Regions from separate parts of the Homo sapiens genome. Here region 1 is linked to region 2. A link is a loop called in an ENCODE intact Hi-C map of the cell type or tissue named here. Cell type or tissue: OCI-LY7. All regions are shown on one strand. Each heading gives the region's core, and the rest is flanking DNA. Links, peaks and the distances in the headings are about the cores only.

Evidence for each region. A loop is a pair of places that touch in the nucleus more often than their neighbours do. Peaks named below come from ENCODE experiments on the same cell type or tissue, not always from the same donor. Only the 100,000 strongest peaks of a DNase experiment are listed, where the experiment ranks them.
Region 1: a loop joins it to region 2, with 4 times the contacts of the local background. A loop is called at or near these places in 8 of 110 quality-filtered maps.

What each region holds. Positions count from the first base shown.
Region 1 is chrX:46,745,822-46,756,278 of GRCh38, reverse strand. All of the region lies in intron 1 of SLC9A7 (solute carrier family 9 member A7), which reads left to right. Among named protein-coding and RNA genes, the nearest start is that of SLC9A7, 8.1 kb to the left of the region's middle. In OCI-LY7, for the core only: no CTCF peak of the experiment used is centred there; a DNase peak (open chromatin) is centred at 1,458; H3K4me3 peaks cover 1,793 bases; H3K27ac peaks cover 1,855 bases.
Region 2 is chrX:46,689,098-46,699,554 of GRCh38, reverse strand. All of the region lies in intron 1 of SLC9A7 (solute carrier family 9 member A7), which reads left to right. Among named protein-coding and RNA genes, the nearest start is that of SLC9A7, 65 kb to the left of the region's middle. In OCI-LY7, for the core only: no CTCF peak of the experiment used is centred there; a DNase peak (open chromatin) is centred at 6,204; H3K4me3 peaks cover 1,277 bases; H3K27ac peaks cover 1,915 bases.

The DNA of each region.
Region 1 (10,457 bases), core at 371-2,870, 61 kb before region 2:
AATTGTCCTCTTGGCTCTGAATAAGGAACGACAAAAAGACCTAAGGAAACATTTTTAAAGTATCCACTGTGTGCTGGGAACCCAACTTAATTTCTGGAGGCAAACAATTTAACTTTTAAATGTTTATGAATGAAAGAGTTCAACTGTGAATTTCAAAACTCTTTATTTTGAGAAAAAGTTTTAAAATGTAATTTCTGCCACCTTTTTGTGTTTAAGTGACACTTTAATCTGAGAAGAACAGCGTTTACATTTAAGATAAATTTATATATATATAAATTTATATATTTGTTGGTATAGTCGTAAAATATCTCTGGAAGGACATGCAATAGATGAGTAACATTGGTTTCCTTGGGGGAGAGGAACTAGATGGCTGTGAAATAGGAGTGGGAGGGAGAGGTCACCATATAACCTTGTATGCTTCTTGGTCTTGTAATAGCTTTTTTTTTTTTTTTTTTCCAAGACGGAGTCTCACTCTGTCGCCCAGGCTTGAATGCAGTAGCGCAATCTCGGCTCACTGCAAACTCCACCTCCCGGATTCAAGCAATTCTTCATCTCAGCCTCCTGAGTAGCTGGGATTACAGGCGCCCGCCACCATGCCCGGCTAAATTTTGTATTTTTAGTAGAGATTGGGTTTCACCATCTTGGCCAGGCTGGTCTTGAACTCCTGACCTCCACCCACCTCAGCCTCCCAAAGTGCTGGGATTACAGGTGTGAGCCACCGCACCCGGCTGTAATAGCATTTTAACGTGCTCCTCAAATCACTCAATTTGACGCCTACTTCTCCCTATTTAAATCACATTATGTTATCAATTTTCTTCATGACTTTTCAATTCTTAATTGTGCCCTTGGAGCTTTTCTGAGCCCTGTGTCTGGGATGGAGATAAAATGGGGAAAGGGGAAGAGATTTCTCTCTCTCTCTCCCTCCCTCCCTCCCTCTCTCACCCTCTCTTTCCCACTCGCTCTCTCCCTCTTTTTCCTTCCCTTTATTCCATTATCCTCAGAGAGTAGTCAATGTTACATTAGCAGTGATGTGCACAAATAGACCCCATAATAAGTGCTTGCTTGGATGCAGAGGACCTAAGGAAAATAAAAGACACACTGTGAATGCTTAACGTTTAAACAGAAAGGAACTCCCCCACCCACCAAAGGACACTTATAAGCATTCCTCCCTGACAGGCCAGGGCAGCTACAAGGGAAGGTAGCTACAGACCTAACTCCCCAGGAAGGTTGAAAGCAGCCCCCAGACCCCACCACTGGAGCTGCAAGGCAGCGGGGCCAGGCACTTGCCTGCCACCAGTCTAACCTGTTTTGTCAGGCCAGGGAGCTCCCAGCTGTCTGTCTCTGTTATGTGATTAAGTGCCATCCTAAAGTTACTGGGCCCTACATGTCTTTGCAGCAGAAATAGAAAGTGTTTAGGGCAGGGAAAGTTGGTATAAACAGACTGTGCCAGTTCATTGTGGTTCTCTCTCAGATGTACGGTAGTTCCACTTCCCCCATAATGTTTTTGTGACAACTGATATGGATCCAAAATAATCTGACTCTGCCATGCTAACCCACCACCTGCTTCTCGCTTCCTCCTCCTCCACCACCCCATCACCTTTCCAAAAATATGTTGATCAGCCCCTCTAGGTTCTATGGGTTGTGGGCTCACTGTTGCTGTGGTGGAGCTGGATTGCTAAGCACAGCCTGAGAGTGGGCTCATAGGCAGAGTCTGAAGGGGAAAAAGATGACTCTTTGCGGTAACATGAAATTAACATTTGAACCTGTAAGCAAACATTTTGGAACCATCTCCTTCCTGGTTAATCAGGAGTCCCCCCTTTTAAGAGCCCCTCACTTTGGCCCCAGTTGGGAGCAGCTTCTGTATGGTCTCACTTTGGTACCAGATAACCCTGGGTTCAAATGCTGGCCCTGTTGCTTATAAAACTGTATAGCATTGGATAAACTCTCTGAGCCTTAGCTTCCTCTTTTGGAAAATGGAGATTATGTTACCTCACAGAATTGCTGTGTTATTGAGATATTCTAAAGGGTCAAGTGCAGTGTCTGACACTTAAGCACTTGGTAAATATTAGTTCCCATTCTCATTTTAGGCTTTGTGATTCTTTGGCAGGCTTTACTACTTGAGGTTTGTTCAGTAGTGGACTGTTGTAATTTTAAAATGCATTAGGACACAGTTAGTGGAAGTGAGGAAAATTGTATATTTTGGGGTGAGCTTTTGGTTAATACCTAGAAAAAAATTTACAACACACCTACCCTTTTAAAATTTTATTTATTATTATTATTATTATTATTATTTGAGACAGAGTCTCACTCTGTCGCCCAGGCTGGAGTGCAGTGGTGCGATCTCTGCTCACTGCAAGCTCCGCCTCCTGGGTTCATGCCATTCTCCTGCCTCAGCCTCCAGAGTAGCTGGGACTACAGGCACCCGCCACCATGCCCGGCTAATTCCTTTTTGTATTTTTAGTAGAGACGGGGTTTCACCATGTTAGCCAGGATGGTCTCAGTCTCCTGACCTTGTGATCCGCCCGCCTCAGCCTCCCAAAATGCTGGGATTACAGGCATGAGCCACCGTGCCCGGCCCACACCTACTCTTTTATTCAGCATTTTCAATTCTTGGACTTTCAGAAATCTATCAGAAATACTTGTGCTAGCATGTTGCAATATATAGACAGCAATATTTGTTGCAGTGGACATAAGTTGCAGAACTCATCAGATGAGACTGGTTAAATTGTAGCACATTCCCATTAAGGAATACTATGCAGCGATAAAAAGAGGTGTTTTGAGATGTCCTTTTAAGGCTACTGTCCACACATAATGTTGTGGAAAAAAAGCAAGGCACAGAACATCATGTATAGTATTATTCTATTTGATCTTTCAATAACTATATACTGTATATACACAAACATGATGTATGTAATTTATATATGATATATGTGCTTTTATGGAAGGATATGCAAGCTTTATCCTTTGGGAGCAGGATGAGTTGTTGGGAGAGAGAGAGGGGAGGTGGTACTTTTCCTTTATATTATTCTAAATGGCCTGAACTTTCTTTAATACTGACACATTACTTTTGCAATTTAAACATTATTTAAAAATGAAGCAAATAACTTATGTAGCAAAAAAATGCTTTATAAACAGAAGATTGTACTATGTGGTTACATAGCATTTTCCTTGGATTGTCGAAATGTTCTTTGTAAAGCGGTCTCTGGATATAAAGAATACTTTTACTTATTATTTGAAAGTTATAAATGGAAGTAAAATGTTTGTATCTTAAAAAATAGAAAAATGACATTTACTAAAAGCATTTCTTAGAATATTAAAAAGTTAACCTTTGTGGAACGCTGTAATTAGAAAAATCACAATTTTTCAACCTCTAGTGATAGTTTATTTAGACAAGGGTTTTCAATGAATTCCAGAATCCTAGGTGAAAGGTTATTGGGGAACATGGTACTTGCAAAGTACTATCACCCCACAGGTTACTTGCCTGTTGCAAAGAAAAGAAGGTACCTTTACAGTGAAGAGGTCTGGCAGTCACCATCTTATAAGCAAGTCATCAAATGTATCCTTGCTCATTGTGGGACTATCTAGTATCATGGTATACAGGAAGTGTACAGCTTTACCTATGTAGTATCCTTCCTGTATGTGTTTAATCTGAATCAAATCAAGGACTTAGACACATCTTCCAGTTTCCAGGAAATGCAGAGGATAGAGAAACAAGTTATAAAACACCATGAGAAAACAATCAGATAAATCCAATATATGGGATGATCTGTAAGACAGTTGCCCCAGACTCTTCAAAAAGTCAACGTCAAAGGAAACAAAAAGGCAGGGTGAGTGTTCTAGATTAAGGGAGGTCAAAGAGACTAAATGTAGTACGAGAAACTTGATTGGCTCCTAGTTCATGAAAATGAATTATAAAAGATGTTTTGGGGATAGGTAGGGATATTTGAATGTAGACTGGGTATTAGATGATATTAAAGAATTACTATTATTTTTTGTAGGTGTGATAATTGAGGTTATGCAGGAGAATGTACTCATTCTTTGGAGATGCAAGCTGAAGTATTCAGGGGTAAAGTATATGAATCCTAACATATGCAACTTTCAAAAAGTTCAGTAAAAAAATATACATACCACCTATATAGAGAAAACAAATATTGCAGCCTACTAGCTAACTGTTAAATGTAGGTGCCTAGTGAAAGGGTATGCTTTATATACTCTTCTTTCAACTTTTCTGTATGTTTTGACATTGTCATTAAGATGAAAGATTGGAAAAGAAGTTAATCCCCCTCTTAGCTTGCAACCTATTAACTTCCCTGCCTGGAAGATTGTACAGGTGAGGCTGTACACATCCTGTCTGTTACTCTCATTAAACTCTTTCTAGCACTGATTAACACTGTTTGACATTAGTTTACCTGAGGTGAAGTTAGGCTTACGTGACTTGAGAATCAGTAACTTCTTTCTTCTTTTTTTTTGAGACAGGGTCTCACTGTGTCATGCAGGCTGGAGTACAGTGGTGTAATCCTAGCTCACTGTAGCCTGGACTTCCTGGGCTCAAGTGATCCTCCCACCTCAGCCTCCTGAGTAGCTGGGACTACAGGTGCTCACCACTACGCCTGGCTAATTTTTTGGTATTTTTTGTAGAGACAGGGTTTCGCCATGTTGCCCAGGCTGATTTCGAACTCCTGCGCTCAAGCCATCCACCTGCCTCGGCTTCCTAAAATGCTGAGATTACAGGCATGAGCTGCTGCACCTGGCCAGTAACTTCTTTTTCATTTTACTTTTTGTTTGATTCTTAAGTTCATGTATTTTTTAAATTGCCTCTGTTTAACATACAAGAGAATATGTGTTAGGAGAATTTTCTCTTTTAGTTAAAGCATGCTACCTGGCTTTTAATCAATATGGGTATTTATATTAGAGTAATACTAGATGTTAAAACAAACCAACCCCAAATTTCAGTGACTTAACATAGGAGAAATTTGTTTTTCACGCATGTAATGGACCAGTGCAAGGGACTGGCAGGTGGCTGTCTCTACGTTGTGATTCAGGGACCAGATGCCTTCCATCTTGTGGCTTCCCCATCCCATATGGCCTTGGAATCCTCCTCCTCCAGTTGATGAATGAAGCAAGGAAATGAAGATCATATGGGGAAGACTTATGTGCTAAGCCTGGAAATGTTCTGCATCACTTTGCCCACTTCTGTTGGACAGAACTTGGTTACAAGGCCACATCTAACTGGAAGGGAGCCAGGGAAACATAGTCTAGTTGGAAGAAGAGGAACAGGTTTGGAAAGCAGCTAGCCAATCTCTATTGCAGTATTTGATGAGTACTTTGTTATACATAATCCAGAAAAGAGAAGTAATAGGATTTGCATGTGATTTGTGTGTACCACAGTTTACATACAAATGTAAAGGACACTGAAGGACATCTTGGTTGCTTCCAAGTTTGGGCAATTATGAATAAGAATATTTAAGTTTTCACCCTTCAAAAACATTCACTATGTTGTTTCTAATAAAATAATAGTAGAAAAAAATAGTAACTGTTTATTGAGCACCTGTTAGAATAGTCTGTCACCGTGTTAAGTACTTTGCATACGTTAAGCCATTTAACCTTCACATCAAATGTATGAAGATCAGGCTGGGTGTGGTGGCTCATGCCTGTAATTCTAGCACTTTGGGAGGCCGAAGCGGGAGGATTGCTTGAGCCCAGGAGTTGAAGACCAGCCTGGGCAACGTGGCAAAACCCTGTCTCTATTAAAAATATAAAAATTAGCTGGGCATGGTGGCATGTCCCTGTAGTCTCAGCTACTTGGGAGGCTGAGGCTGATGGAGGATTGCTTGAGCCTGGGAGGTCAAGGCTGCAGTGAGCTGTCATTGCAGCAATGCACTCCAGTTTGGGCAACAGAGTGAGACCCTGTCTCCAAAAAATAAAAATGTTTGAAGATCCTAATATTGGTCCCATTTTCCCAGGTAAAGAAATTGAAACCTAGGTCAAGTACCTCCTTTGTTTAAGGTCACATGTTTGAAATTGGGAAATTGGGATCTATTAAAGGATGAACTCAATATAGCTGAGGATGTATTTGGCCAGGATAGAGCAGAACCTGAATCCCGCCCATTACCACTTCCTAGGAGGTCTCTGAGGGAAATCTATGCCCAGAGTAGAAAACAAAGCAAAGTTGACCCTTTTTTTTTCTTTTTTCTTTTTGAGACAGAGTCTTGCTCTGTCCCCCAGGCTGGAGTGTAGTGGCACGGTCTCTGCTCATTGCAACCTCCGCCTCCTGGGTTCAAGCGATTCTCCTACCTCAGCCTCCCGACTAGCTGGGATTACAGGCATGCTCCACCACGCCTGGCTAATTTTTGTACTTTTAGTAGAGACGGGGTTTCACGATGTTGGCCAGGCTGGTCTCAAACTCCTGACCTCAAGTGATCTGCCCACCTCGGCCTCCCAAAGTGCTGGGATTACAGGTGTGACTACTGTGCCTGACCCAAAGTTGACTCTTTTATGTTAGCTAGGACTTTTGCTCTCAAGCTCCAGTGTAGAACAGTGAGGAATGAGGCAGGATGACAAGGAAAACTTAGTTTTCCTGTGCTAGATCAGCCTGGGGGCCTTGGATCCAAGTAGGAGCAAAATGCCTGCTCCTTTCAGCCCAAAGGTCACACTCCAGGTGTTATTCCATTGATATGACAGAAGGCTACCAGTGTTTTAGGGGAAAAAATGTTAAGAGCTGTTCAGAGTGGCAGCACCAGGCCTTCGTACATGAGAGTAGTTGCTTGAAAGCATTCTCATCTCTAGACCTCACTATCAGAGAGGTGGGGAGGCGGATAGGGTTGGGTCTGTGCAGCTCTCATGTCTCTCCACTCTATGCTAGTTGTGATGGGCATATCAGAATCTTCTGGAGAGCTTTTCCAAAATGCATTAGAATGTAAGCCCTGGGCAGACAGAGATATCTATCTTTTGTTTGTGCTGTCTCCCCAGACCCTAGAACAGTGCCTGACACCTAGTAGATGCTCCAGAAGTGTTTGTTTAGTGCATTCTATTTTGTCTATCAAAAAATAAGATGCTATAACGCTACCTAGCATTAAAGGTCCTTCCTTCAAGTTCTTCCCTCCCCTCCTCCTTCAAGTTCTTATGCCTCAGCTTCACACTGACAGTGAAGTTTCTGAGAAGGAAACCTTTGTGTGTGAAAACATTTGCCTGAATTGCAGCAGACTGTTTAAGGAAGGAGGATGAAGGAATAAATGAGTACACAAATAATGTGTGTTTGCAGAAAAGTATGTGTTTGGCTGATAAGTCACGTGGTAGTTGTTTATTTTTTTTTTGGTAAAATATACATAACATAAAACTTGCCGTTTTATCCATTTTTAACTGTATAATTTAATAACATTTATAATATTCACAAAGTTTTATGGCCATCTCCACTATTTCCAAAGATTTTTTATTGCCCCAAACAGAAACTCTTCCAGTTAAGTAGTAACTCCCCATCCACCCTTCCTTCTAGCCCCTAATAGTCTCTAATCTACCTTCTGACTTTATGAATTTGCCTATTCTAGATCATTCATATAAGTGAATTCATATAATATTTGTCTTTTGTGTCTGGCTTATTTCATTTGGCATAATGTTTTCAAGGTTCATCCATGTTGTATAGCCCATATATGAACTTCATTCCTTTCTGTGGCTGAATAATACTGCAGTGTGTGTGTGTGTGTGTGTGTGTGTGTACACGCACACACACACACACACTCCACATTTATCTGTTCATCAGTTGGTGGACACTCGGGTTATTTCCACCTTTTGAATAATGCTACTATGAACACTCACATAGAGGTATGTGTTAGAGTCCCTGTTTTGTTTTCCTTCCTTCTGTCTGTCCTTCCTTCCTTCCTTCCTTCCTTCCTTCCTTCCTTCCTTCCTTCCTTCCTTTCTTTCTTTTTTTTTTTTTTGACAGAGTTTCACTCTTGTTGCCCAGGCCGGAGTGCAATGGCGCAATCTCGGCTCACTGCAACTTCTGCCTCCCAGGTTCAAGCAGTTCTCCTGCCTCATCCTCCCAAGTAGCTGGGATTACAGGCATGTGCCACCACGCCCAGCTAATTTTGTATTTTTAGTAGAGATGGGGTTTCATCATGTTAGTCAGGCTGGTCTCGAACTCCTGACTTCAGGTGATTCACCCACCTCGGCCTCCCAAAGTGCTGGGATTACAGGCATGAGCCACTGTACCTGGCCATTTGTTTTCATTCCTTTTGGCTGTATACCTAGGAGTGGAATTGCTAGGTCATATGGTAATTCTATGTTTGACTTTTTGAGGAACCACCAAACTGTTTTCCACAGTAGCTGTACCATTTTGTATTCCCACCACAATGCACAAAGATTCTAATTTGTCCACATCCTCTTCAACACTTGTTGTTTTCCATTTAAAAAAAAATGATAGCCACCCTAGTAGGTGTGAAGTGGTATCTTGTTGTGGCTTTGACTTGTATTCCCCTAATGACTTATTTGTATTTCCCTTCATGTACTTTTTGGCTATCTGTATATTTTATTTGGAGAAATGTCTATTCAAATTCTTTGCCATTTTTAATCAGGGTTTTTTTGTCATTGAGTTATAGGAATTCTTTATATATTCTGAATATTAATCTCTGCCTCCTTCCATTATATTGTCATTGTCAAAGAGCAGATATTTATATATTGTGTGCTCATTAACATAGGTTTATAATTTTTTTTGCATTTGCTTTTTTAATCATGTAGGAAAAATGAGGAGTTTGAAACCCAAATTGTTATGTTTACCTGTTTTTTTAAAAACAATATTATTTTGTTTATAAACGAATTATTTCATGTTGCTTTATTTTAAAACAATTTAAAAATTGATGCATAATAGATGTACATAGTTTTGAGGTATGTTATAATTTAATAAATTTGTATAATTTGTGAAGATTAAATCAGTATATTTGAGATGCCCATCACCTTAAATATTTGTCTTTTCTATATGCTAGAAACATTTGCATTATTCCCTTCTAGCTATTTCAAAATGCACAGAGATTATTGTAAACTGTGGTCACCCTACTGATCTACCAAACACTAGGCTTTGTTTCTTCCACCAAACTGTATATGTGTACTCATTAATCACTTTCTCTTCGTCCCTCCTCCCTACCCTTCCTGGCCTCTGGTAACAACTAGTCTACTCTTTATCTTCATAAAATCCACTTTTCTGGCCCCCACATATGAGTGAGAGCATGTGATATTTATCTTTCTGTGCCTGGCTTATTTCACTTAACATAATGACCTCCAGTTCCATCCATCCTACTGTGAGCAAGAGGATTTCATTCTTTTTTATGGCTGAATAATATTCCATTGTGTATATATACCACATTTTCTTTATTCATTCGTCCATTAATGGGCACTTAGGTTGATTCCATATTTTGGTTATTGTGAACAATGCTGCAACAAACACAGGAGTGCACATGTTTCTTTATTATATTGATTTCCTTTGTTTTGGGTATATACCCAGTAAGTGGAATTGCTAGATCATGTGGTTGTTCTAGTTTTAGTTCTTGAGGAACCTCCAAACTGTTCTCCATAGTGATTGTATTAATATACATTCCCACCAACTGTGTATGAGGGTTCCCCTTTCTCCACATCCATGTTGTCATCTGTTGTTGCCTGTCTTCTTGATAAAAGCCGTTTTAACTGGGGTGAGATGATATAAAATTGTAGTTCTTATTTGCATTCCTCTGATGATTAGTGATGTTGAGCATTTTTTCATATGCTGGTTGGCCATTTATATGTCTTCTTTTGAGAAATGTTTATTTAAATCTTTTGCTCATTTTTAATAGGATTTTTTTTTTGCTGTTAAGTTGTTTGAGCTCCTTATATATTCTGGTTATTAATCTCTTGTTGGATGGATAGTTTGCAATTATTTTTTCCCATTCTGTGCACTGTTTTTTGTTTGTTTGTTTGTTTGTTTTGAGATGGTGTCTCGCTCTGTCGCCCAGCCTGGAGTGCAGTGGCACCATCTCTGCTTACTGCAACCTCTGCCTCCCGGGTTCAAGCGATTCTCCTGCCTCAGCCTCCCGAGTAGCTGGGATTACAGGTGCCCACCACCACGCCCAACTAATTTTTTTTTTGTATTTTCAGTAGAAATAGGGTTTTGCATGTTGACCAGGCTGGTCTCAAACTCCTGACCTCAAGAGATCTGCCCACCTTGGCCTCCCAAAGTGCTGGGATTACAGGCGTGAGCCACTGCGCCCGACCTGTTTTTTTTTTCTTGATTGTTTCCTTTGCTGTAGTACATTTTTCATTTAAGTTACTGTACTTTTTGGCTTCAGAATTCTAATGCTTCTTTTTTATAATTTCTGTCTCTTTACTGATATTCTTATTTTGTTCATACATTGTTTTCCTGGCTTCCTTTATTTATTTGTCTGTGGTTTCCTTTAGTTTTTTTTTTTTTTTAATAGAGACAGGGTCTCTGTCAC
Region 2 (10,457 bases), core at 4,827-7,326:
ACTATTGAGCTAGCACAGGCCCCAACTAGAATGAGGCAAGTATAATCAACCTACACTTGGATACCATATTGAACTCAGTAAAAAGTTCAGTTGTGAAGCCCAAGTCTTCCTCCTTGGTTCTAGTTTTCAATGAGCACCTCTTCCATTCAACATTAGAATGGGCATGTTCTTTTGCAAAGACTATCAGAAGAAGGTATGTGGTCTCCCATAGAGAAATGCTGTGCAGCACAGCAACGATGGCAAGTTCTTCCTGGTGTCTCACCCAAGAGCTTCATGGCGCAATATAACTACATTTTCCATGTCTAGTTTTCTTAAGTAGTATATAAGACCTAAAATCATTTCCCCCTCTTATTACTAACTGTAACATTTTGTATATGAGGAAACTACTTAAAATTGATGGTGTATTTTGAATCACATGAACTTGTTCCATCTTGGTTTGAGTTAAATCTTTGGAATTTCAGCTGTTGAAGAAGAGGGGCATTGGATTGGAGGTCAAACTCTTGGCTGATGGGCTTGAATTTCACTCTTTTAGTGTATTGTTCTAAGGGGATGAGATAGAACTTTTGTCTTGAAGAGCGATTGACTCAGGTTATTTCTTTAATTAAACTCAGCCACTGTCAGAGCAGCACTATTCCCAGGTTGGTGAGTCACAGATTTTCTATTGTATTGTCAAGAGTTATCAGTAGCTACCTCTCCCCCACACTCCAGATTCTGAGCCCTTTTAAGGATGAATTTCTGCCTACTGTCCAACAAAGTGGAGTGAAAAAAATGTACGCAAATCCCTTTCCCCAAGAAATTATTGAAAAGGTAATATGTTAATTCTTAATACTTAAAAGATCACGTCTCAGCACTACAAAGGTGTTTAGGCACTGGAATATAAATCCATGGTAATAGCTAAACTATTCCAAAGTGTAAGTCATTTCACAGGCTGGGTGTCCATATGCAGTAGGGGTTCCCGGGCTTGGGAGAGAGAACAACCAGTCCATAAATGACAAACTTTTATTATGATATATTTATGTCCCATGTACTTTAAAATTTTTAATTGACAAAAATTGTATGTATTGTGTACAACATGTTTTGAAATATCTATACACTGTGGAATGGCTAACTCTGTCAGGGAAGTTGCCCCAATATTCACGTAGGTTCTTTTCTATTTTCCTTAAGCGTCGGCCAGCTTGAGAAATAAAGGGACAGAGTACAAAAGAGAGAAATTTTAAAGCTGGGCATCCGGGGGAGACATCACGTGTCGGTAGGTTCCGTGATGCCCCACAAGCCGCAAAAACAAGCAAGTTTTTATTAGGGAGTTTCAAAAGGGGAGGGAGTGTGTGAATAGGTGTGGGTCACAAACATCAAGTACTTTACAAGGTAATAGAATATCACAAGGCAAGTGGAGGCAGGGCGAGATCACAGGACCACAGGACCGGGACGAAATTAAAATTGCTAATGAAGTTTTGGGCACCTTAGTCATTGATAACATCTTATCAGGAGACAGGGTTTTGAGATCAACCAGTCTGACCAAAATTTGTTAGGCGGGAATTTCCTCTTCCTAATAAGCCTGGGAGTGCTATGGGAGATTGGGGTCTATTTCACCCCTGCAGTCTCGACCATAAGAGATGGCCATGCCCAGGGGGGCCAGTTCAGGGACCCACCCCCAGGTGCACATTCTCTTTCTCAGGGATGTTCCTTGCTGAGAAAAAGAATTCAGCGATATTTCTCCCATTTGCTTTTGAAAGAAGAGAAATATGGCTCTGTTCCTCCGGGCTCACGGGAGGTCAGAGTTTAAGGTTTTCTCTCTTGTTTCCTAAACATTGCTGTTATCCTGTTCTTTTTTCAAGGTGCCCAGATTTCATATTGCTCAAACACACATGCTGTACAATTTGTGCAGTTAATGCAATTATTACAGGGTACTGAGGCGATATACATCCTCCTCAGCTGACAGGATTAAGAGGTTAAAGTAAAGACAGGCATAGGAAATCACAAGGGTATTGATTGGGGAAGTGATAAGTGTCCATGAAATCTTTACAATTTATGTTTAGAGATTGCAGTAAAGACAGGCATAAGAAATTATAAAAGTATTAATTTGGGGAACTAATAAATGTCCATGAAATCTTCACAATCCACATTCTTCTGCCGTGGCTTCAGCTGGTCCCTCTGTTTGGGGTCCCTGACTTCCCGCAACATAACTCGAGCTAATTAGCCTATGCATTACCTCACATACTTTTCACTTGTTTGTGGTGAGAACACTTAAAAGCTACTTTGTTAGCAATTTTTGATAATACAACACATTTTATTAACTATAGTTATGTTGTCCAATAGATCTCTTGAACTTATTCCTCCTAACTGAAACTTTGTATCCTTTGACCACTTTCAAAATTGTATTCAGTTTTTGTAATGTAGCATTTTATGTGTCTTAATAAAAGTCACCTTCTTATCCCAAATTGCTTCAGCTAGGAACCTGGTAGTCATCATTAATTCCTCCCTGTTTATGATCTCCCACAGTCACTCCATCGACACGACCAGTTAGGAGGTTACTGAAGAAGTCCAGGCGAAAGACGGTTGGGGTGGATTGGCACATTGGCCATGACCAGTCCTGGGACTCTGGAGCCAGACAACCTGGGATTGAATCTCAGGTCCTTCGTTTGCATGTGACCTATGTGTAACCTTGGGCAAAGTCCTGTTTCTCTTTCTGCCTTGGTTTCTTCAGCAATGTAATAGGAATAGTCATAGTACCTTACTCAAGGGATTGTTGTCAGTATTAACTCAGTTAATATGCCTAAGATGCTTAGAACAGTGTCTGGCACATGGTGCTAGCAGTCACTATTGTTTTTGTTTATCTGCTCTTTCAGATTGTAAACTCCATGACAGCAGAATATATGTTTCACTACCATATGTCCAGTTTCTACCATAGGGCCTGACACATAGTGGGTACCCAAATATTTTTTGAATGCATGCACGAATGAAGAAATATTAATTCATCAATATATAAATAAATAAGGAAGGAAGGAAGAAAACAGTGATTGTGAGCTATGTTTAGTAAGCAAAACCAGGATTATGATATCTAATCACTTTCACAGGATAGAATTATTGATTTATTTTTTGGTTGCTCCTAAGCACCTGGTTGGTAGAAGCTTTCATGTATTGTAACGCTAAACCTGTAATTTTTCAGGGCTGGGGAGTGGGAAGGGGGTTTTCATTTAAGGACGTCTGTGCTTTAAGAATATTTTAGGTTTGTGGTCCAGCTGACGTTTTCTTTATTTTAAAGTTGGAGAGGCTGGGCGCAGTCGCTCACGTCTGTAATCCCAGCACTTTGGGAGGCTGAGGCAGGCAGATCACCTGAGGCCAGGAGTTCAAGACCACCCTGGCCAACTTGGAGAAACCCTGTCTCTACTAAAAATACAAAAATTAGCCGGCCGTGGTGGCGGGCGCCTGTAATCCCAACTACTCAGGAGGCTGAGGCAGGAGGATCGCTTGAACCCAGGAGGTGGAGGTTTCAGTGAGCCGAGATTGCGCCACTGTACTCCAGCTTGGGCAAGAGAGTGAGACTCTGTCTATAAATAAATAAATAAATAAATAAATAAGTAAAAATATAAAGTTGGAGAAATGAGATTCAAAGAAATTTTTCTAAAGTCAGAAATGTTTTCTCATGTCCAAAGTGGGATACCAACTCTTGTTATATATTTCATTGTGGGTACTCTTAATATATAGGTTTGAGTGTAGTTCAGCCTCTATCTGATTGCCAGCGAGCAAATATGTTTTGAGTACCTAGTATGCCAGGCACTTCCATGTGCTAAGGATACAGAGGGGAATTCAACAGATCCCCCACACCCCACCTTCCATGGAGCTGACAGTTGGACCAGCTAGGCAGACCAACTGTCCAGATGTTTATAACAAAGTGTGGCATGTTTACAAAAGAGGAAGCACATAGTGCAGTGGGACTACAAAGCCTTGGAACCTAGCCTAGCTTAGGGAGTCAGGGAGGGCCTCTTGGAGGAGGTGGCATTTAGGCTGTGTTTCCCATTGGAAAAAATAATAGTAAAGTTGCATTTAGATATACCACCTATATAGTTAACCTGCTATCACTTCCTGAGAGTCATTGTATATTCCCCTCTGTTTCTTCCAGGGTCCTGAAGGATTTACGTTTGTGTTACATATTTGATCTGCATATAGGTATTCATGCGTGTAGCCCTTGCACTACAGAATATATTGTCTGCTGGTCTTACATCAGTTCAGTTCTCACTTTGAGAGATACTTATTGGAAAAGTATGGAACACTAGTACTGGAAAAGGATCGCACATGCGATCTCTAGATTCATTTTCTCATTTGCTCTTTTTTTAAAAAAAAACTTTATTGACATATAATTTACATATCATAAAATGCACTCATGTATACAATTTCAGTGATTTTTGGTAAAATCACAAAGTTGTGTGACCATGATAATTCAGTTTCAGAATATCTTAATCATCCCAATAGGATCCTTCATGCCTTAGCCCCTGGCCACCATGAATCTACTTTCCATCTCTGTAGATATACCTGTCCTAGACACTTCATAGAAATGGAATTATACAATATGTGGCATTTTTGTGACTGGCTTTCACTGAGCATGTATGCTTAGTGTAATATCTTTTAGGTTCATCCATGTTGTAGCATGTATCAAGTTCGTTCCTTTTTCTACTGTATGGATAGACCACATTTTGTTTATCCATTCATCAGTTGATGGACATTTGAGTTGTTTTCATTTTTTTGCTGTTATGAATAATGCTAGTATGAACATTTGTCTGCAAATCTTTGTGTGGACATCTGTTTTCAATTCTAGTCTAGGGTAGAGTGTAAATTGCTGAGTTGTATGGTAAGTTTGTTTTTAACTTTTTAAGAAACTGCAAACTGTTTTCCAAAGTGGCTGCACAATTATACATTCCCACCAGCAGCGTATGAGGGTTAGGTTTGCCACATGCTCTCCAACATATGTTAGTATCTGTATTTCTGATAATTGCCATTCTAGTGGGCATGAAATGGTATTTCATTATGGTTTTAATCTGCATTTCCTGAATGATCTATAATGTTGACCATCTTTTCGTGTGCTTATTAGTCATTCATAATTTCTTTTGGTGAAATGTCTATTCTAATCTTTTGCCCATTTTAAAATTGAATTATCTTATTATGGAGTTATATATTTATATATCCTAGATACAAGTTCTTTATCAAATATGTGTCTGCAGTTTTTTCCTCGTCATTTTCTTAATAATGTCTTTTTTTCTCTCTTTTTTTAAGAGACAGGTTCTTGCTCTGTCACACAGGCTGGAGTGCAGTGGTGTGATCATAGCTCATTGTAACCTCAAACTTCTGGGCTCAAGTGGTCCTCCCACCTCAGTCTTCTTTTTTTTTAATTTTGACTTTTATTTTAGATACAGAAGATACATGTGTAGGTTTGTTACATGAGTATATTGCACCCAGGTAGTGAGCATAGTACACAATAGGTAGTTTTTCAACCCACTCCCCATCTTTCCACCCAAGTAGTCCATCATATCTATTATTCTCATGTTTATGTCTGTATGTGTTCAGCATTTATTTCCCACTTATAAGTGGGAAAATGTGGTATTTGTTTTTCTGTTCCTGCCTTAATTCGCTTAGGATAATGGCCTCCAGCTCCATCCACGTTGCAATTTTTTTGTAGAGATGAGGTCTCACTGTGTTGCCCAGGCTGGTCTTGAACTCCTGGCCTCAAGTGATCCTCCCACCTTGGCTTCCCAAATAATGTCTTTTGAAGCACAAAAGTTTTGAATTTTGATAAAATTTAAATTATCAATTTTTTATTTTATTGTTTGTGCTTTTCATATCATATCAGTGAAAAATTTACCTAACCTAGGAACTCACAGATTTTTTCCCCTAGGCTTTTTTTTTCCTAAAGGTTGTATAATTTTAACCTCATAGATTTAGGTCTTTGACCCATTTTGAACTAATTTTTATATATATAGTATTAATTTTTATATATAGTAGGAGGTCAGAGTCTAAGTTCATCTTTATGCATGTAGATATCCAATTGTCCCAGCACCATTTGTTGAAAAGATTGTCCTTTCCTCAATTGAATTGCATTGTCATCTTTATCGAAAATCAATTAACCATAAACACACCATTTTATTTTTGGACTCTCAGTTTTGCTCCATTGAGCTATGTGTCTATCCTTATACCACTACCACACTATCTTTGTAGTGAGTTTTGAAATGTGGAAGTGAAATTCACCCAGCTTTGTTATTTTTCAAGGTAATTTGCGATCTTCTGGTGGTTTTGCATTTCCATGTATGTTTTAGGCTCAGCTTGTCAATTTCTGCCAAAAAATTTGCTGGAATTTTGATAGGAATTGCATTAAGTCTGTAGAGCAATATGGGGAGCATTGTCATGTTAGCTATATTGAGTCTTCTAATTTATGAATATGGGATGTTTCTCCATTTATTTGGGTCATTTCATTTTTCTCAGCAGTGTTTTGTAATTTTCAGTGTATAAATCTTACATTTTGGTCATTCATTTTTCACAGAACGAGTATTTGTACAATTTGGATTTTTTCATACAACTGGCACTTAGAAAATTCTGGTGAGGTGGGAATCCAGAGCTTGGAGAAGTATGGCTTCTCAGTGGTCATAATAAAAGGGGCCTGAGACCAGTGGGCAGAAGCTACAGGGAGACAAACTTTGACTCTGTTTAGAGAGCCAGTGTTGTCCTGCTGCAAAAAGGATAGACCTGGAAGATGGTGAGCCCCCTCACTGTCTGTATTTAAACAAGAGCTGTATAATATCATGGTAAGAAGCTTAGAGACCATTCGTTCTCATTTCTGAGCATGCATTGAAATCAGATATGGAACTTCTTTAAATCAAAATACCTCAAACACCCCCTAAACCTACAGGATGAGAAGTTACAGGAGAGACTCTAGACACCTGTACTTTAATTGGTTCCCCAAGATGACTCTGAATACCACAGTATAAGACCTGTCTGCTGTTGAACAGAGTGTTTTATAAATGTGATGGATAATTGGACTTGTATTGTCCCTTCCAACATTGGCATTTTGTAGTGGCATGAGATCTGGATAAAATGAGTGTGGGGCAACTGTAGACATGCCTTAGGTATGTAGGAAACACAAGCAGAGGGATTTTCCTTGGACAAGCAGGCAGGACCTGTGGTTCTGTTTGTGGTGGGCTTCATATCTCATTCGGATGGTTCAGTGCCAATGCTGAATCTCAAGCAATTCTGAAAAAAATCTTCCTAATGGTGCCATGCAGGTCATCTGATTTTAAGTGACCTGAATGCATTAGAGAAATTGAGCAATAAAATCAGTGGCTTGTGTCTCACACTTCAGGTTTAGCCCATTATATGGCAGATACTTATTTCCCATTTTAATGGGAATTTTTAATAGTAAGGTTGCTAGCTCCATGAAACCTGTCTTCCTTGCAGTCTTTTAATTCTTATTAAAAGAAAACTGATAGAGTAAGGTTGCTTACTTTTTGGCCTGTTTACCAATCTACAGTGCCACAAAGATTGATGATGATACATTATATGATGATACTGTTTTATTACTATCATTATGTGTTTTGCTAAATCCCTGGGAGAGTCTTCTAAATAAATCAGCATTTATACAAGGACAATTATGCCTACCCTTGAAATTTTCCTCTGGTGAAAACCCTATATAACTGTAAAATTGCTGTAGAAGTGCTCATTTTACAGGCACCTGGGAAGCTGCTAGAGGGACAAATAAGGAAGTTATGGTGTCCTGTGCCTTTGCTGGACAGGACAACTTCAAAAACAGTGAGTTCTGTAGCTACTTTTCTAGAGATATTTTTTCTATTTTGCTCCAGCCCACATATCACTTGTCTTCCTAACCTCCATCCCCAATATGCACTATTTTTATAGCAAGAGATGATGCAAAGGAAAATAACTAATTCTAAAGGGCTCATAAAAAGCAGCATTTGTACAGCTTTTGACAGTTTATAAAGGGTTTTGACATATGCATGTTCTCACTACATTCTTACAACAGCCCAATTTTAGAAATGAGCAGCAGAGAGGTACTTTGTGCTGGATTGTAGCTAGGTGGAAAGTGAAGTTACCTACCCAGGTCTTCTGTCACTGAATCTACCAAATTCTTCTCCATTATGCTTCCTCATTACTACCAGACAAAATAAATATATCAGGAAAAGTTGGTAAATAGCAACAAATAATGCCTTAGAATTAATTTGCTACAATATACAAAAGCAAACATTTTCAGTAAATTTTTGCTTCTTATACATTTATAAAACATGGCAAGATAACAAGCATGTAGGAATTCTGTTATTCATGCTCATGGGAGGACTTCTGGAATGACTGTGTGAGAGCTCAATAAATCTTCTTCCCAAAACACAGCAATAAAATTGGACAAAGTTGTCAAAAATAACTATTTAGTCTCTGTAAATTGATGAAAGGTCAATTAAATTGAGGAACATTTATTAAAGAAAATCTACTGAATCTTGGTAAGAATAGTAGGTGTCTATGGCATTTAAGATTGCTCCCATCCCTGCCAGATCCATGTTCTGGATGATTTATCACAGGCAGGTGGAATAGACTGCAGTGACCACCAGCTCCCATTTCTCCCACCAGCTCCAGAAATAAACCATTGTGTTTATGGTCAGTTGATTTTCAGCAAAGGTACCAAGAGAATTCACTGGAGAAAAGACCGTATTTTTAACAAATGGTGCTGGAGCAATTAGATACCCGTATGCAAAAGGATGAATTTGGACCTTAACCTGACACCATACACACTAAGTTAACTCAGATTGTATCAGAGATCTAAATGTAAGCATCAAGGCTATAAAACACTTAAAAACATAAGAAATATTCATAACTTTGGGTTAGACAAGTGTTTTTTAGATATGATACCAGAGCCACAAGCAATAAAATAAAATGGATAAATTAGATTTAATCTATCAGAGTAAAAAAATTTTGCTCTGCCAAAGACAATGTCAAGAGGCTGGAAAGACAAGCTACAGTCTGGTAGAAAATATTTGCAAATCATATATCTGACAAAGGACTTGTATCTAGAATATATAAGGAACCCAAAATGTATAAGGGAACCCAGAATATATAAGGAACCCATAAGAAAACAACCCAGTTTTTAAAATGGGCAAATAACTTGAAGAAACATTTCTCTGAAGAGGGTATTAGGATTGCCAATAAGTACACAAAAAGATATTCAACATCATTAGCCATTAGGGAAATGCAAATTTAAAGTATGGTGAAATACCACTACACACCTATTACAATAGAATGGCTAAAATGAGAGATATTGGCAATACCAAATGTGGATGAGGATGTGGAGCAACTAGAACCCTCATATGATGCTGTAGGGGACAGTGGTTAAAAAATGGTATAGTTGGGCATTTGGGTTGGTTCCAAGTCTTTGCTATTGTAAATAGTGCTGCAGTAAACATACGTGTGCATGTGTCCTTATGGTAGAATGATTTATAATCCTTTGGGTATATACCCAGTAATGGGATTGCTGGGTCAAATGGTATTTCTTTGATAGAATGGATAAAGAAAATGTGGCACATATATACAATGGAATACTATGCAGCTATAAAAAAGAATGAGTTCATGTCCTTTGCAAGGACATGGATGAAGCTGGAAGCCATCATTCTCAGCAGACTAACACAGGAACAGAAAACCAAATACCGCATGTTCTCATTCGTAAGTGGGAGTTGAACAATGAGAACACATGGACAGAAGGAGGGGAACATCACACACCAGGGCCTGTCAGGGGGTAGGGGGAAAGGGGAGGGAGAGCATTAAGACAAATATCTAATGCATGCGGGGCTTAACACCTAGATGATGTGTTGATAGGTGCAGCAAGCCACCATGGCACATGTATACCTATGTAACAAACCTGCACGTTCTGCACATGTATCCCAGAACTTAAACAAAAAAAAAAAGAACTGAAAAAAAAAAAAGGCATAATTACTTTGAGAAATGGCTTGCAGTTTCTCATAAAGTTAAAGATATGCTGCACATATGACCGAGCAGTCCCACTCTGGGTATTTACCTTAGAGAAATGAAAACATGTTCATATAAAAACTTGTTCATGGGTGTTCATGGCAGCTTTATTTGTGCCAGCCAAAAGCTGGAAAGAAGCCAGATATCCCTCAGTAGGTGAGTGTTTATACAATGGAATACAACTTAGCAGTAAAATGAGATGAAGTGTTAATTCACACAATACTTGGATGAACCTCAAAGGTGTTACGCTGAGTGAGAGAAGCCAGTCTCAAAAGGTTACATACTGCATGGTTCCATGTATTTAACCTTGCAAAGACAAAACTGTATTAATGGAAAAAACAAAACAAAACAAAACAAAACAAAAAGCAGTGGTTGCTGGGGTTAATATGTAGGATGAAGGTATCAGTGTGAAGAGATAGTACAAGAGAGTTTTGGGGGAGTGGTAGAACTAT